Linked DNA regions of Homo sapiens: region 2 is linked to region 1. Evidence: chromatin loops called from intact Hi-C (ENCODE). Cell type or tissue: endothelial cell of umbilical vein. All regions are shown on one strand. Links, peaks and the distances in the headings refer to the core of each region. The heading gives the core; the rest is flanking DNA. Region 1 holds the start of SCAND3 (SCAN domain containing 3). Region 2 holds the start of TRT-CGT3-1 (tRNA-Thr (anticodon CGT) 3-1).

What was found. Hi-C counts contacts between places; a loop is a spot of excess contacts. Peaks named below come from ENCODE experiments on the same cell type or tissue, not always from the same donor. Only the 100,000 strongest peaks of a DNase experiment are listed, where the experiment ranks them.
Region 2: a loop joins it to region 1, with 3 times the contacts of the local background. A loop is called at or near these places in 11 of 110 quality-filtered maps.

What each region holds. Positions count from the first base shown.
Region 1 is chr6:28,586,860-28,592,239 of GRCh38, reverse strand. It overlaps SCAND3 (SCAN domain containing 3), which reads left to right and starts at 4,942. Exons shown (of 4, transcript NM_052923.2): 1 at 4,942-5,380. It overlaps ZBED9-AS1 (ZBED9 antisense RNA 1), which reads right to left and starts at 4,862. Exons shown (of 2, transcript NR_186619.1): 1 at 4,508-4,862; 2 at 491-3,011. TRQ-TTG2-1 (tRNA-Gln (anticodon TTG) 2-1) reads right to left here and starts at 2,861; the gene lies at 2,790-2,861. RefSeq lists enhancers at 2,275-2,954, 4,446-5,322. In endothelial cell of umbilical vein, for the core only: no CTCF peak of the experiment used is centred there; a DNase peak (open chromatin) is centred at 2,769; H3K4me3 peaks cover 616 bases; H3K27me3 peaks cover 1,476 bases.
Region 2 is chr6:28,645,911-28,651,290 of GRCh38, reverse strand. TRT-CGT3-1 (tRNA-Thr (anticodon CGT) 3-1) reads left to right here and starts at 3,011; the gene lies at 3,011-3,084. LINC00533 (long intergenic non-protein coding RNA 533) reads left to right here. Exons shown (of 3, transcript NR_135285.1): 2 at 2,225-2,395; 3 at 2,640-3,005. LOC105374996 (a long non-coding RNA gene) reads right to left here. Exons shown (of 3, transcript XR_926657.3): 2 at 3,819-3,886. In endothelial cell of umbilical vein, for the core only: no CTCF peak of the experiment used is centred there; a DNase peak (open chromatin) is centred at 2,990; H3K4me3 peaks cover 1,051 bases; H3K27ac peaks cover 235 bases; H3K27me3 peaks cover 238 bases.

The sequences.
Region 1 (5,380 bases), core at 166-5,165:
CTTTACTGAATTTATCAGTTCTAACTTTTCTGTAACATCTTTAGGATTTCTATTTGCTGATCATGTCATCAGCAAATGGAGTTAATTTCAATTCCTTTCCTATTAGGATGACTTTTATGTCTTTCTCTTATCTAATTGCTCTGGCTCTATAAAACTAATCTTTTGAGAGTTTTTATGATGAAAGGGTGTTGAATTTTGTCAAATACTTTTTCCGTATCTATGGATATAATCACATGGTTTTTATCCTTCATTTTTGTTAATGTGGTGTAACACATTTTTTGATATGGACAGATTTTAAAGTCTGTTTTAATTTCCTCAGGAAATCAGCTACCATTAATTTGCTTGGTCCTCTATTCTGAACACATCTTCTCTCGGCAGCTGATCATATTCTCAATCCTTAGCTGGATATCTTCTTTGGAAAAGAAGTTTTCCCAGGATATGCCTATACATCTTTGATGAAACTGTCAAAGAAAAAATGTACCAGATGGAGTTAAATAGGCAAGGAAGACTTTATTCCAGACAATTGCAATAGGGGAGAGAAATTAAATAAACTCAGATCCAAATACATCAGGGACAGCTGGGGATCTATAGCTAATAGTAAGGGTAAGACAACCATTTGATAGAAAGTGACTACGAGGAACTTGATTAGATATCAAGGGTGGAAAAAGAGAAACTTGATAGGATTTTGAGGTGAGGAATTCTTACTGAATTGGCTTAGCAAGATTCTTGCTAAAACTAGGCTCAACTGGATTATTTGCTGAAATTGGGCTGGACAAGCCAAGGATGGGACCTAGTTGAGAGGAGGGCTCAGAGGAACCTAACTAAAGTTTGTTCAAGGGTGGAGTTTTTATAAATACCCACGGGAATTTCCTCAGCTTCCTAAAGGAATTGGTAGACCCACAGAACATGTAAGGCATCAGGGGGAGCATCTACATATGCTCCCAGCCTCTCCCAGTGTTGGTGGCTGCTTCCGCCTCCTCATAGCAGCTGCTCCTTGGCCTTCTGTTCAGTTCTGGGTCACGTTGTGCAGGCACCATCTCCAATCAGGTCTTGTCCATTACCTTAATTTAGAGGCTTGGGATAAAGTCTGAGTTACTGGTTTGAGCTAGGATAAGTGGATGCTTGACGATGGATGTGATCATAATGATTACTTACAGTAACACAGGCAGGCTATGGTGTTGGTCGGAAGGATGGCTGGACTTATAAGCATCCCAAACAGGCAGAAGAGGCTGTTAGGCCATTAGGAAAAGGGAGAACACTTTGGGTGAGATCTCATCACGCTAACATCAACAAAGTGGAAAGAAGGTGGGGCCACACTAGCTAAGGCAACACCACAAGAAAATGTTATTTCCCTCTGCAATTAGCACCATTACAGACCATATGAAGTACAATCAAGCACACATAACGGGAGCCAAAATAATGCTTTCATGAATTTTGTAAACTTAGTTACAGAGTCTCTGTGTAACCAATGGTAATTCAAAATATGAGCTAATGAATTATTAATGGTTTAATGGACTTGGTGAAAGTAGGATTCGATTTGGTTTTTTGGTATGTATGCGAAAATCAAAATGTCAAAGTAAGAAATCTGAAAATAAATAATTGGATTTAAAGGTTGTCTCTTACATCATAGAAGAGATTAATTTGTACGAAACACAAATACTTGTTTCTAATTTAGTTCTTGTCCTCTCTGTCCTCTAGGGCACACCTTTCCCTCACCTTGACACCTCACATTTCCCACCTCATTCTAACAGCTAAATTAGTGTCTATAAGGAATTTTCCAGACCTTCCGGGTTTCATCAACTCTATCTCCAATTCAATCCTCGTCTACACACACAGTTCAGGGGAGGCAAGATAGCGGCTACATTTTCTGTTCTTGACCTTCAGCTCCAAGGGACTGTTTCCCGGATGCTTCGGACCGAGTGTTTGGTAGTGTCTGGGGAGGACTCGGTCAGGGAGCCCCCTCCTTTCACCCTGGTACTAGGAGCTGAAGAGGCGAGATGCCAGGCGAACGGCTGAAGGCAGAGGTCTTTTTACCCCCATCTCCCTTGTCTCCCACACAAGTTGTAGGGCCCCTCCACCGTGTCTGGTCCTGAATTGGGAATGCCAGCTCCCAGCGCGGCGAGGCCCAGGTCCGGTCCTAGGTGAGTTTTTCTCTCCGGCTGGAAGACTCGACGCCGTGGATACCAGGGACCCGAGCCCTCCGGGGCTGCTGGCTTTGGAGGGATTTCCAGACGTTGCAGTCGGGGTGAGCGGAGAGACTAAGAAGTACAGGGGACTAGAGAAAGCAGATGAGGGTGAATTGTCTCATCAAGATGGGGGATAGGGAAAAGGGGCGAGAAGTAACCCGGGGCGCAAGGTCCACAGCGAAAAAAAAAAAAAAAAACAAACAAAAAAACAAACAAAAGAAACACGCCCGAGACCAAGGCTCAGCCACTTTACACGCAGGACTTGGTTGTGGCAGCGAGGAGGGCTTCGAACCTAGGAAATTTTGAGGAAGCGTTTGTCTCCATCACAGGAATTGGGTTTCCACGTTGCTGCTGGAGCTTTTCGTAAGTCGATAAGAGCAGCATCTTTCTCTTTGTCTCCAAACCCGTGAATTTGATACGCTTTGAAAGCGTTCTTCTAGGCGAAAGAGCTTGGTACTTTCATGCTTGGATAGAAGGGGAGAGTTCAATACCGTGCACGCGACCACAAAGTTGTTTTCGACGAGAATTCGATGGGAAGCGGAGGAACGAATTTTTCCCACATTCAGAGGCCAAGCCAGGAACTGTAAAACGTTCACCTTTGAAAGGTCCCACCGAGATTCGAACTCGGATTGCTGGATTCAAAGTCCAGAGTGCTAACCATTACACCATGGGACCAACCACAAGGGTACAGTAGGTAAGTATAGTCGTGGTTAAATACCTCCTTGATAATAAACTTTCTAGTTCCGATCCGAAAGAGTTAGGTCAGGCTTCAGTGAGACTCACGCTGACAGGAAAGCTGACGCTTTGCTGCTGAAGAAGGAGTAACTGTCAAAATAAAATTCAGGGAGATCTCTTCACTCTTTCCTGCGCTTTTGTTGGGAGCATAAATTAGCTTCCAGAAATCAACCGGGGCAGATTTGTGAGGTCTGAAACTTAACAATTTAGAAAGTCCTCTTTAAGAAAAAGAACAGCTGTTATCAACATAAAATTATGGGTACTCTAAGGCCTGTATGATGTATCTGAGGATAAGCTGGAGTAGGGAGAGGAAGCTGTCTTAACTAATTTTCACTATACTAGCATACTTTTGCAAATCTTACAAAATATGTTTCATACAGAGCAACCTCTTCCCAAGGCCTTGGAAAGCACAGCGCAAGGAAAGGATCTTAACACACTTTAGCGAGACTCACGATAAACATCCCTCTGGGGTGCAGATCTTTTAGCAATATCTATCAAAATAGTCTCTTCTACAGCCACTAAAAAGAATGGGATAGACATGTAACACATGTTGGCTTGGCAGTTTCTGGGGGAGGATTTAAGTTTAAAACAAACCAAAAAAGCCCAGTAACTTGGTGAATTGTAGTCTAGTATGATTTAAGTTTTGCAAATTATAATGAGTTATAATTGTGACTCAGTTATATTTGTACATAATAATATTGTACTCAATTTTGTATGTACATTTTAAAAATAGGTTGGAGGTACATACAACAAACTCGGCATCAATTTTTCTGAGGAATGGAACTGAGGATGAAGAAACTTCACTTCTTGCCACGTTGACTTTTTAAATATTTGACTTTTTTTATAAGTGTCTATCACTGTTGTAGTAATTAACAAATGCAAATCTACAAAACAAAACAAACAAAACAGTAAGGCTCGTCAGTAAAGGACTTAGAAGTCATGCTTACTCCATGTTAACTGCCTACTGTGCTCAGCATGGCAGAGATCACTGCCTTGCAGAATGAGAAAAAGGTAGTAGAATCCCTGATTGCAAAGGATAGTTAGGGGGGGAAACAAAAGATAAGTTCAGCACGTTAAAAGTGACTGGGAAAATGATCTTTTCAGGGTTGGATGACACAGGCACACAGACAAAAATTTTATACAGAATTTTACTCAAGACCATTCACGGACTCTAAGCGTAAGATTTCTTTTTTATTTAGAGATTTCTAAAAGAGATGTTCTGATTATTCAAAGACTCTCTACTCAGAAATGCCAAAATGTGAGAAATCAACATGAGGACCACAGCAGAAGGAAACAGAGAATGGAGAAGGGAACCAGGCAGCAATTCAACAAATATTCCTTGGGCATCTCTGCGCTACCAGAGGTATGGAGGAACCCAGTGACTGCTTGAAAAGAATGTTCTGGTTACTCCACTCCAGTGATTCGCTAGGCGCTGATCAGCCGTCCAGATTTTGTTAGATTTCTGGGACCAGTTTCCCACAGTTGTTTAGTCACGGCTCTGTGCTCCGTGACTAAACAACTGAGGCTCATTCTCGGTGGTCTTGGTTTTCTAATCCGTAAAATGGAAACAATGGACTAACTCTTACATTTCTTTTTAAGTCTGATTTAGGGTGAAAGGGAAAGGTGAAAGTGGCCCGAAATTAACGAGGAAAGGCGGGGGACGATCCTACAGATTCGCTGACGTGGTAGTCCTTAGGGATGCTCCTCTCCATTTTGTTTCAGGTCGCTGCGGTGAGCACCACGGGTCTGAGTGCCAGCGATGGTTTATCACGGTGACAGGAAAACACAGACCAGCAGCATCTACTCCAGCACTACTCACACTGTGGAACTCTTTTCACCGTGATGCCAGATAACTAGGTAATTCCGGAGTTAATTCTCCGTCGTTTCCAGAGTACTTGCCTCCCCAGAATTACTGGTACCGTAGGTGTTTGCACAACCAGTGAGAAGACGGCACCACCTGGAATCCTAGAGCGGACCGGAAGTGAGCGTGGCTCACCGGGCCCGGCCGGAACCTACGGGCACAGCTGCGGGTGTGTCTGCGGAACCTCCACCTGAGCTGTAGAGTGTTTCCCTCGACCCACTAGTCTGGGTTCCACAGGGTCTGAGCTCCTCAGAGGTGGGAGCTGCGGCCGAGGGAAGGGTGCATGTGCGCGGCGACAATCGGGCCTCTTCCCCAGGCAGCTTGTGAGCCCCTCTCCCTCTCCGCCCTCGCCCAGGCTGCTCCGATCTTCGTTTCCTTGCCTAGGCTCATACACCCAGGCTTTATTTAGGGCCAAAGTATCCGTCATAACCTCGGTTTTCTGTCTCGCAAGTATCTTGCCGCTCAATTTGTGACCCTGAAGCTTTAGTGAGTCGCTCTGTGCTCACTATTTCTGGTCTTTTCAGAGGATGGCTTCACTTTCAATGGAATTGCCCGAGTAACTGCCCTGTGTTGTCACGTAAACAAGTCCTTTTAAACT
Region 2 (5,380 bases), core at 185-5,184, 59 kb before region 1:
GTGTGTGTATGTTCAAATTTCCATCCCCCTACTTTTTTTTTTGAGATGAAGTCTCGCTCTTGTCCCCAGGCTGGAGTGCAATGGCGTGATCTTGGCTCACTGCAACCTCCGCCTCCCAGGTTCAAGTGATTCTCCTGCCTCAGCATCCCGAGTAGATGGGATTACAGGCCCCTGCCACCACGCCCGGCTAATTTTTGTATTTTTAGTGGAGATGGGGTTTCACCATATTGGCCAGGCTGGTCTTGAACTCCTGACCTCAGGTGATCCACCCACCTCCGCCTCCCAAAGTCCTGGGATTACAGGCGTGAGCCACCACTGCACCCAGACAAATTTCCCGTTTTTATTAGAACACCAGTTATATTGAATCAGGGGTTCACTTTACTCCGTATGACTTCAAGTTAACTAATTACCTCTTTGATTACCTTATTTCCAAATAAGATCACATTCTGAGGTACTGAGGGTAGGATTTAAACATGAATTTTCAGGGGACTAACAGCTACTAACTAGTAGTATAGTAAATCACCCTATTCTCAACAAAGAAAGCATAACTGAGGGTAATATGAAGTCACTGCAGTTGTGACAAATCCCCACGCTCCAGTATTGATATTCATATCCCTCAGTCAGCTGTCTTGGATTCTGATGTTAGTTGAGCACTTTTGCATCAAATTGGCTGGAGATCTCATGTGAATTATTTAGCCTTTCAATTCACTCACATATTTTTTTTTTCTTTTTGAGTGCAACTCTATTTGGAGGAGGATCCCACTGGGCTAGTGATATGGTTTGGCTGTGTCCTCACCCAAATTTCATCTTGAATTATAGCTCCCATAATTCCCACATGTTGCGGGAGGGACCCAGTGGGAGATAATAGAATCATAAGGGCTGTTTCCCCCATACTGTTCTCGTGGTAGTAAGTCTCACGAGGTCCAATAATTTTTTTTTTTTTTTTTTTTTTTGAGACGGAGTCTCACTCTGTCGCCCAGGCTGGAGTGCAGTGGTGTGATCTCGACTCACTGCATCCTCCACCTCTCGGGTTCAAGAAATTCTCCTGCCTTAGCCTCCTGAGTAGCTGGGATTACAGGCGCCCACCACCATGCCCGGCTAATTTTTGTATTTTTAGTAAAGACGGGGTTTCACCATGTTGGACAGGCTGGTCTCCAGCTCCTGACCTCAGGTGATCTGCCTGCCTCAGCCTCCCAAAGTGCTAGGATTATAGGCATGAGCCACTGCGCCCAGCCATATTCTTTATTTTGTTTAAATATCTTGGATTAACTTGAACGTATTCTAGGTGTGTTCAAGTACTAATTGTGACATTAGGGGGGAAAAATCTATTAGGACTTTTTCCAGCAAAAGTCAAAAAGAAATTTTAAAATTAGTTGAACTGGGCAATGTCAGAAATATACCTAAAACAAAGTATTATGCTTTGAACTTGATTACTGGGACCTGCTAGGCACTCAACTATCACATTGTACTTCTTTTATTGTGATACTGTTTCTTGTTTGATTTTTATCATCTGGCTACCTTGTGCCTAGTTGTGTCTACAGAAGTTATTTCAATGCCTGACACATAGTAGGTATTCAATACATCGTTCTTGTTGGAAAAAACTTGAACAATATTTCCCTGGACATGATGCCATCCCAGTTATATTTTAGTAACTGAAGTTAGTACAATCCTGATCATAAACAATTCAGCTGATTCAAATTCAGAAAGGCTATGATTCCTGGTCCTTATGATTTTGGGGGATGTTGCTTCCCAAACTCAGTAAATATACAGTAACTCTTAATACAGTAACTGTTAGTACAGGTCTAATCATAACAGTTTGTTAATCTATATTAAATTAAAACGTGACTATCTTGGTTAACAGGAAAATAAGTTTATATTCACTACAAAAACATTCTGAATGGGATACGAAATGGCAATGCTCCAAATTTTGGCTCAAGAGAGGAATTAAGAAAGACTTTAGGATTCAAGGGCATTATCCGGCCCAGAGCCCCTTACAGCCTTTGCCAGGTTAAATAGGGAATTTTGTAGTCCTCCCTGTTGTCTTTTTAACATGGCGGGGAAGCTGGGTAATGTGCAGAGACGCTTGCTTTATTTGGTGAACTCACTCCCTCACTTTGGCACCAGCCTCAGTACTAAGCAAAGGCAGAAAACTAGGATACAATCGTTAACAGTTTCAGAATGGATCTTAATTTGGGGATTTTTCAATCAATTAATGTTTGTTTAGCTTCTACAAGGTGCGGATCCATAAGGAAGATATTAGGAAACATCTAATTGAAGCTTGAAGAACCAAAATGAGGAAGGCAGAATTAGGAAAGACCCTGTCCGGTGACGCCTCCCCTTCTGGTTTCCATCTGTGCCCCCTCTCAGGAGCCGCGGGAACACAAGCCTCGAGCAGGCAAAGTCTCTTTGGATTTGAAATACAAAACCGTTAAGTGAGCTCCGACCAGGTCGCCTCCCAGCTGTCGCCTGCTTTCTCTAAAGCAGTGATCTGGCAGCTGTTTGGAGAGTCTGAACGCGTTAACAGTTTTTGTTTTTCAGCGCATCCGTGTGCTATCTTCTAATTGGCCAGAAAAGCCATTAATGTGATGAAAATTCTGAATGATCTGTTTTGCTAGAAAAGCTTTTCACTCCACTTTTAGAATCCAACCACTTGATGATTCGAAATCACCGCAATGCCATGGAATGTAAAAACTGCTCTCGCCACGTCTAGAGACCGATGCCTCTTCCTCCGCTGGGAACATGGTTCATCTCCACTCTCCGATTTCACGGTTTTATTTGCCCTCTGGGACGCGCTGACATTGTTCTAAGCACATTTTCTAAGTGATTGTGTGAGTGTGGGTGTGTTTTGTTGGACTTGAAGGGAGTCTAATTTCTAGAAGTTCCTTTCAGGAGTCTGCCTTTACTGCAAAGTTGATGTATTCGAAAACACAGTAACTCTTAATGGCAACAGAATTTGTCACCTAATTAAGTGCAATTCGGTCATAAAAGAAGCCACAGAATCAGCACGGCTGGCTCTGTGGCTTAGTTGGCTAAAGCGCCTGTCTCGTAAACAGGAGATCCTGGGTTCGAATCCCAGCGGGGCCTTAGGGTGTGCGTGTTTTTTTTTCTTTCCCCCTTTAATAAGGGCCGTCTGTTTTTGTAAATTTATCACAATTTTTAGTCTATAATCCTTAATCACAATATCAAGTCCACTGCATAGAGCTTTAATCTCTCCAATCTCTCTTCATTACACCTGCATCCTCAAAGACTATTAGTTTCTGATGATCTCCCAGACAGTTATATTGGAATTTCACCAAACTCAGGGGTTCAAGTTCAATCACGGATAAAAAATCTCTAAAATAAAATTGTAAAACTTTTAATTCAAAACATTAAAAATATATTCTTCTGGTTTCTCAAACTCCATGTTAACCTTGCTTAAAGTCCACATGGATGAAAAATGGTTGCAATTTATGGAACATTTACTAAGTTGCACTTTGTGTATTTTCTCACATGCTTTTAATTCCTAGAATATTCACTGAAGTAAACATTATTATGCCAATTTTACAGATTAAAAATGAAGTATCAGAAGGAAATAAACTTGCCCAAATCTTACAGCTGATAATCAAGCTAATATTTAAATCCAATATTTCTCAGTTACTTAAGTCAAAGTTATTTAAGTCAAAGTCTTAAGTAACAAATAATATTATTTATAAAAACAAACAGTATCCAGTGTGATTTAGAATAATGGTTCTTAAAATTTTATGGCACATGAACTCATTACATTATCTAAAAAAAAATTTTGTCTATAAACACACAGACACACACACACACAGACTTACGGACAAATTTTGCATATTCTTTTGAGATTTTCTCTGACCTCCTTAAGTTCTTGGGTGTCCATGTGCCACTGAAAAAAATCCATGACTTTCATAAATCAATAAACAGTAAATCGCAAATGAATGTTCAGAAAAAATAAGCTGTTTTAGGGACAGGGGTCATATTTTATTTCTTGACATTGATTTTTATAGTACTATCACTCCCTTCCCTTGGTTGATTTAAAGTGGGTTATTAGAAGCAGATTTCCCAACAGGAGTGTTATGACTCTGAGCCAGCATGCCAGTTTCAAAAAGTTATATTTCTGGATGTGAGATCACTGAAGTGAATTCTGAAAAGAATTCTATGTGGTCCATAAACACCTCTTAAAGCTAACTTCAAGCAGTGGAAGATATGCCTTCATCTGTTTTATGTGATAATTACGGAACTCTAGTCATCCCCTCATTCATTCCCAAAATTATTAATTCTATGCCTACTCACACCAAGGTGTGGAAAGGTAAACTGAACAGGCCTGGTCTCTATCCCAAAGGAGATAAGAGCTTAGTTGGGGGTGGGTGAATGGATAGAAGTTATTTATATAATGACAAACATAACATTGTGGCTATGATAAGTGCTGCAAAAAAAGAATGACTGTGATTTAGAACACACCGATGGGATTTGGTTTCATCAGGGAGATAAGAAGAGAGTCTTCAGTTGCAAAGAAAGAGGACAGCATAGGAAAGGGAGACAGAGCATAGGAAAACCCAGGCAGAGGAAGTTGGACAAAGTGCATTGGACTGGAAAAAAGCTGGTATGAGTACAGTGGGAAGGCCATGGGCAAGCAGCCTGAGAGATGGGATGCAGAAGGATAGGACGAAACTGTGTCAGAATTTTAGAGGCCATGCCAAGGAGTTTTAATTTTATATTAAGAGCAACCAAAATCCATGTGTAATTGAACATAAACACATTTCAAAAATTATGAGTGAAGAAAAAAATATAAGGTTTCAGATGTATTCTCCTATTTATTGTGTTCTTTTCAGAAAATAAATTTAAAATTAACTAGAAAAGCAGATAACCAGTAACATAATCAGAAGTGGAGAAAGTATAAATGTAAGAAATACTTAAAAGGAATTGGCATCAAGTTTTAGGGGGAAAACCCCCCAATTGAGAAAAAGCCTATATCTGCAACCTCAGGGGAGTTATTGCTCACAAATGACTCCTTTTCCAAATGTTTTAAGAGTAAAACTTCATCAGACAAGTACATCAATGCCTTTGTTTAATTTTTGATTAATAAGAAATAATCCTATCCTCTTTCTCTTTACTTAATGGTGATGAATTCACTAAGGTTTCAATGAGAATTTAGTTGTGCTTACTGGGAGTTCTCTCGAAAGTTTAGCTTTCTATTCTGTTTCTTATATAAAGTTCCGAGCTGCCAGAATAAGAGAGGCTGGAGTCAAGTCCTCTAAGGTCTTTTCATCCCCAAGGTGAATTATCTAAGGAGCCTTAAAAGAGCTTTGCAGTCCCCTCACACTCAGCAAAGAGCTGAGTCAGTCTCTGTGCAAACTTAGCAAACAACTTCTAAGTTTAT